Linked DNA regions of Homo sapiens: region 1 is linked to region 2. A link is an interaction called in ENCODE POLR2A ChIA-PET data of the cell type or tissue named here. Cell type or tissue: MCF 10A. All regions are shown on one strand. Each heading gives the region's core, and the rest is flanking DNA. Links, peaks and the distances in the headings are about the cores only. Region 1 overlaps STARD13 (StAR related lipid transfer domain containing 13). Region 2 overlaps STARD13 (StAR related lipid transfer domain containing 13).

What was found. ChIA-PET counts read pairs that join two places held together with the same protein. Peaks named below come from ENCODE experiments on the same cell type or tissue, not always from the same donor. Only the 100,000 strongest peaks of a DNase experiment are listed, where the experiment ranks them.
Region 1: POLR2A ChIA-PET joins it to region 2 with 5 read pairs; 3 of 35 experiments call an interaction of 5 or more read pairs at or near these places.

What each region holds. Positions count from the first base shown.
Region 1 is chr13:33,170,911-33,173,835 of GRCh38, forward strand. The region is part of intron 1 of STARD13 (StAR related lipid transfer domain containing 13); the gene reads right to left. Among named protein-coding and RNA genes, the nearest start is that of STARD13-AS, 110 kb to the right of the region's middle. In MCF 10A, for the core only: no CTCF peak of the experiment used is centred there; a DNase peak (open chromatin) is centred at 1,661.
Region 2 is chr13:33,221,658-33,224,582 of GRCh38, forward strand. All of the region lies in intron 1 of STARD13 (StAR related lipid transfer domain containing 13), which reads right to left. Among named protein-coding and RNA genes, the nearest start is that of STARD13-AS, 54 kb to the right of the region's middle. In MCF 10A, for the core only: no CTCF peak of the experiment used is centred there; no DNase peak of the experiment used is centred there.

The DNA of each region.
Region 1 (2,925 bases), core at 188-2,687, 51 kb before region 2:
AAAAAGTCTTACAATTTTTATTAATTCTTCATGGCCCCTACTAATACCAATCAGCCAAATACTAATGCTTTTCCCCAGGCCCTTCCACTGGCCAAAATGACTGGAGAACTAAAAAGGAATCATTATTGCCAGTGCCATCATTTCACAAAGATCTACCTAATGAGATTTAAATGACATTTGAGGAGAAAAGTGTGAAAAACTCTTTTTTATTGTTCTCTTGCTAGCCAGCATAATATTATGTAAAAGCATTAAGAGCTATTAAAATCACATTTTGACAGTTTTATTTGTTCTCCATTTGCTACCCTTACCCACCCCTGTAGCAGCTCCAGGGCTGCAAGGCAAAGCCTCAGCTCACTGTAGCTGTCTCATGGAAAACCTGAGTGTGGAGTGAAACCAGAGAGTGGACCTGGACAGAAGGGCCCACCAATCTCTACGGAGGTTACTGTGCTGCTTTGCTGGTGAAAATCCAATCCATTCAGCTTGGTATTATGAAAAGATTTCTATGTAATTTTTGTAACTATTCTATGTAATAATTATTTCATTTTGCTCTCTGGCAGGTATCTATTTTTGTCTGTCCAACATCCTTCCCTACGTATTCTGATAACGGAACCTCTTTCTGCAAGGAGCCTCTTCTACATGGTTTATGTAGGGCTGACGCCTCTTGCCTCCAAGCACACTCCCTAGCCCTATCACCACCACCCACATAAGGTGACCTGATTCTTAAGAGCACCCCATCCCTGTTAGTCTAAGGAGACCAATAGTCATTTGGGGGCTGAAATCAACTGGTTGAAAAGGGAGATATCCAGTGTTTCCACTGGTAGCCTGGTCTAGCAAACATTTTCACTGTTTTACTCAGTAAGTTCAGTGGTTGGTGTGGTGCTACCCGTGCTATTCAGCCATATATCTGCGATTCCACTTAAGGCAAAGTCACTGGCTTTGCCTCAGTTGCCTTACACATGCTTTGAGCATGATGTGACCACTATCCTCAGACAGACCCAGCAGAGGGAAGCTCTTGCTAGCACCTGGGGAGGCACCCACTACCATGGGCATGAGAACAAAGGCACCGTGGAAACAAACCATGGCCGATGTGGGTTTTCACATGAACATATTATCATGTTTCTTAATTATACATGCCCAGTGTTGAAAACTTCCTAATAGAGAAAGTCACAATGAATGAAAAAAGTCAACTCTTGCCCCATTATGAACACCTAACTTTATATATGTTATCTGTCAAAACAGTACTATGCTAATATCTTTGGTTGACTGCTTTTTTCACTTAAGAATACATTGCGAATATTTTCTTATATAATGATCTTATTTGTAAAAAAAATGGGAAATTTACTTTGTTTCGAGAATGATGCTTATTTTTTAAATATTTGATTTTTGAATACTGCCAATTGCATTTCCCTGTAGGAAGATTATAACATCAAGGTAGCCAAGAGAAAAGAGTTCAATAGGACCTCACCAGTGTAGACTGACGGTGGAGAAGGCTGGAAGTCTATGGGAGTTAAAAGAGATTTACAAGCTGTTTCTTTAATGTAGTCTCTTAGCTACAGACAGTCTGTGGACAAGGCTCTGTAGGACCTCAGGCAAGTCAGGAAACATAGTGAGCACAGCAAATTTGCTGCCCAGGTTTGCAGGCCTCATCTCACATTACAACCTCATTGTATTTTTAAGCTGGTGTGTCTAGCGTGCTTCTAGCATGCTTGGGAACAGTGTGTTCTCTTGGCTAAGCATTTTAAGTATGTACATTTTGTTTTACGTTTTTCTCAGCATAGCAAATACTTTTTCAATAGCTCACTGAAAGGTATTGGGTATCCTTTCTAAATGACCAAAAATTCAAATGAGGCCCAAATTAAAATTTATTATTATCAGACATGTAGCTGGCTAGAAAGAATCTGTTCTATTGTGGAAAGTTTATGAAATCATTACATACGAGCACATGTATTTATGTTGTTCCTACAAATCTCCTTGAATTTCTATGGACAAACTGGCTCCAATTTAAATAGGTCTTCTTTTTTAAATGTTCGTTAAAAGTACTTAAGAGAAGTAAGGAAAAGAAAGAGTGTGATCGTCATGGGATTTAAGAAAAAGTAGGCTTGAGTAGAGTGTTTTGTCTTTTCCTTTAAACTGGCCTATTTGGTGGGCACCCTGTTTCTAAAAGACTACGGGTACCAGCATAGCAGGATGACTCAGCCACCACAAGATGCCTGCAGTGGATGAAATTATCACTATTAAAGTATATCAAAGGTGTTAACATTTCAACGGGCTTGTGGTTGCTGGCTTAGGATAATTTATATGGCTAAGGTAGCTTCATTAGTAACTTTACTACTTCAGGAGAATGACTCCTTTGTCTTCAGACAGAATTTCTCTAGTGAAGTCCGTATTTATTGAAGGTGTATTTCTTTGGCCATACATTAAGCCAGTTTTGTTAAAATCAATGCCAGGGTATCCATCCCATCTATATATGGATACCAATGATGCAATCATTAATATTACATAGAACCATACGCTACCACCATAATCCTGCCAGGAGGGCTTTATAACCTTAGTGACAGATACAGGAAGGAATGTCAGATTTTTAGTAGTAACAGACTTTGATTTACATCCCATGGTATGGCATCAGGATATATCTTTTTGCACTTTTAAAATTATATGTTAAGTTATTTTGATATGTAAAAGACCTTAATTGTATACCAAATATAATTTTTTCCTAATATTCATAACATTTTCTTTCCATGATTTTCTAAGTTACTAAGAGGAACTAAAATACAGGTTATTTGGAATGAATTTGGGATTATTAATCACTGAATATTCAAAATAGTGGATCAACTTATAAACACCCACTTTATCTATCCATAATTTGAGGCAATCTTTTCCTTGATGTGCAATAAAATATCTGACTGTCAGCAAGTATACAGCAAT
Region 2 (2,925 bases), core at 241-2,740:
CCCAGTGCAAAATGAAAACACAGGCCTCTTGCCAAAAAATTATTGATAACTTCTGTCTCAAAGAGATATTTGTACATTCACATTCATAGCAGCATTATTCTCAATACCCAAAAGGTAGAAGCAACCCAAGTACCCATCAGATGAATGGATAAAAAAATGTGGTATATACATACAATGAAATATTACTCAGCTTTAAAAAGCAAGGGCATTAGGCTGGGTGCGGTGGCTCCCACCTGTAATCCCAGCACTTTGGGGAGCCAAGGCAGACAGATCACAAGGTCAAGAGATCGAGACCATCCTGGCCAACATGGTGAAACCCTGTCTCAACTAAAAATATAAAAATTAGCTGGGTGTGGTGGTGCACACCTGCAGTCCTAGCTACTCAGGAGGCTGAGACAGGAGAACTGCTTGAACCCGGGAGGTAGAGGTTGCAGTGAGCCGAGATCACACCACTGCACTCCAGCCTGGCAACAGAGCGAGACTCCATCTCAAAAAAAAAAGGGGCATTCTGACCTATGCTGCGACATGAGTGAAGCTTGAGAACATTAGGCTAAGTGAAAAATACCAGTCACAGGAAGATACACTGCATGAGGTACCTAGAGAAGTCAAACTCATTGAAACAAAGTCAGATGGTGGGTGCCAGAGGTTGCGGAATGGAGATTGGAGAGTTGTTTAATGGGCATAGAGTTTCAGTTTTGCAAGGTGAAAAAAGATCTGGAGATTGATTGCAAAAGAATGTGAATAGATTTAACACTACTGCACTGTACACTTAAAAGTGATGGAGATGGCAAACTTTATGTTATGTGTATTTTGCTACAATTTTACAAATTATTAATAATTTCAAGACAGCAACAGCAGAACATTAAGCCAAGCTCTGGGGCCTTCTGAATTCCAGAACCTGTGCAATCTACATAAGCATCCAATATATAATATTAGCAGATAGACAACATTTCCCAAAGCACCTTCTGTTGCCTTTTCCTACGACACACATCATGTCTACTTCTCCTGGGTTTCCATTTTTCTTTTTCTTCACAGCCCTCTATGTTAGAGATGAAGAAGAAATAAGATAGCTATATGTTCTATGCACATAATGTGTAAATGGCAAGGCCCTAAAGATTCTCAGCCATTTGAAATGTTCAGCAACCAGCAAAATGTTCAAAATTCCTTTTTGTAACAAATAATGTCACAGAGAGAACAGAAGAAACATGTCCTCGTGACTAACTGCTGTAATTCTTATTTGTTCCCAGGCTGACTTTTCCTAAGACTGGATTAATTTCTTGTTGGACCACTGGCCTGTGAAGTGCTGATAAATTAAGTGATTGGTAAATACGATAACTTTCAAAGGAAAAGAAGGGTTAGGAATCCATCTGCTACTCAGGATCACTGAAGAATTTCATTTCTGAAAACAGACCACCTGTTAATTTAGTTAAGATCTGATAGTCAGCTGAACAACTTTGGTGGAAGTCATCCAACTTGTCCTAGATTACCCAGCCTGTGCTGGCAGGTCTGAGAGTCTGGAGAAAGATGTTAATGAGTTATCTGAGGACAACAGCTCAGGCAATACATGGTTATAGAGAAGTCCCACTTTGGTCCTTCAAGAATGATGTTTTTACACTGCTGTCATAAAACAAAACTGAAAGCAACCTGGAGACATTTTAGAAGCTCATATGTAAGACACTTCTGGTTGTATAGGCGAAATACACTTAAAAATACAATTATGGCCAGGCACGGTGGCTCATGCCTGTAATCCCAGCACTTTGGGAGGCCGAGGTGGGTGGATCACCTGATGTCAGGAGTTCGAGACCAGCCTGGCCAATGCAGTGAAACCCCATCTCTACTAAACATACAAAAATTAGCCAGGTGAGGTGGTGGGTGCCTGTAATCCCAGCTACTCGGGAGGCTGAGGCAGGAGAATTGCTTGAACCTGGGAGGTGGAGGTTGCAGTGAGCTGAGATTGTGCCACTGCAGTCCAGCCTGGGCAACAAGAGCAAAACTCCATCTCAATATATATATATATATAATTCTATGTATAGTAGTTAAAAGTGTGGGCTCTGGAGCCACACTGCCTTGTGTTCAAATCCTGCCTCTATCTTGTAAGTATGCCCTGAGCAATTTACTTAGTTTCTTTGTGCTTCAGTTTGTACATTTATAAAATGAGAATAATAATAATAATATTTATGTCATATGGTGGTTGCCAGAGCAAATAAGTTCACACATGTAAGCACTTAGAACAGTGCCTACTACATATTAAATGATCACTAAATATTAACCATTATTCTCCCTAGCTTTAGGAATTCCCTAGATCACAGGTTTGGTGAGTGATGGCCACAGTTGATTACAGTAGGGGAGGACACCTGATCCAAGAGGCCCTAATATAGGCTTGATTGAGCCAATAGATTCCTACTCTGGGGAACCTGAATTGGGTGACCCAAAACAGTTTGAATCCCTGGTAGGGAGAAAAGAGAGCAGTTACACTTGATAATGTGCAGGCTGAGAAAGCAGCTTGACTAGTTAAGAGTAATACACAACTTGAGGGGAGAAACAAAGGTAGGAAACACCAGGTAGCCATAGGATGGAGATAATGCTCTCATCTTTTCAGGATTTCATTTCAGTTGCCACAAGCCCCAGCTGTATTTTCTTTCCTAGTCTTAGATTTGGGGAATAGTACTGTATCTTTACAATAAAGTCTGTATTAGTCAGGATAGGCTAAGTTATGCTTCAGTAACAAATAGCTCCCAAGTCTCAGCAGCTTCATACAACACAAGTGTACTTATCACTCTTTGTGGCCACTAAGGGTTGGCAGTGAGGCTCAGCCCATATTACTCCCTCAAGGACACAGCGTGATGGAGACTTCATCTCAACAGTCTCACCACAGTTACAGGAAGGAAACATGGCAGTCACACACTGGCTTTTAAATCTTCTACC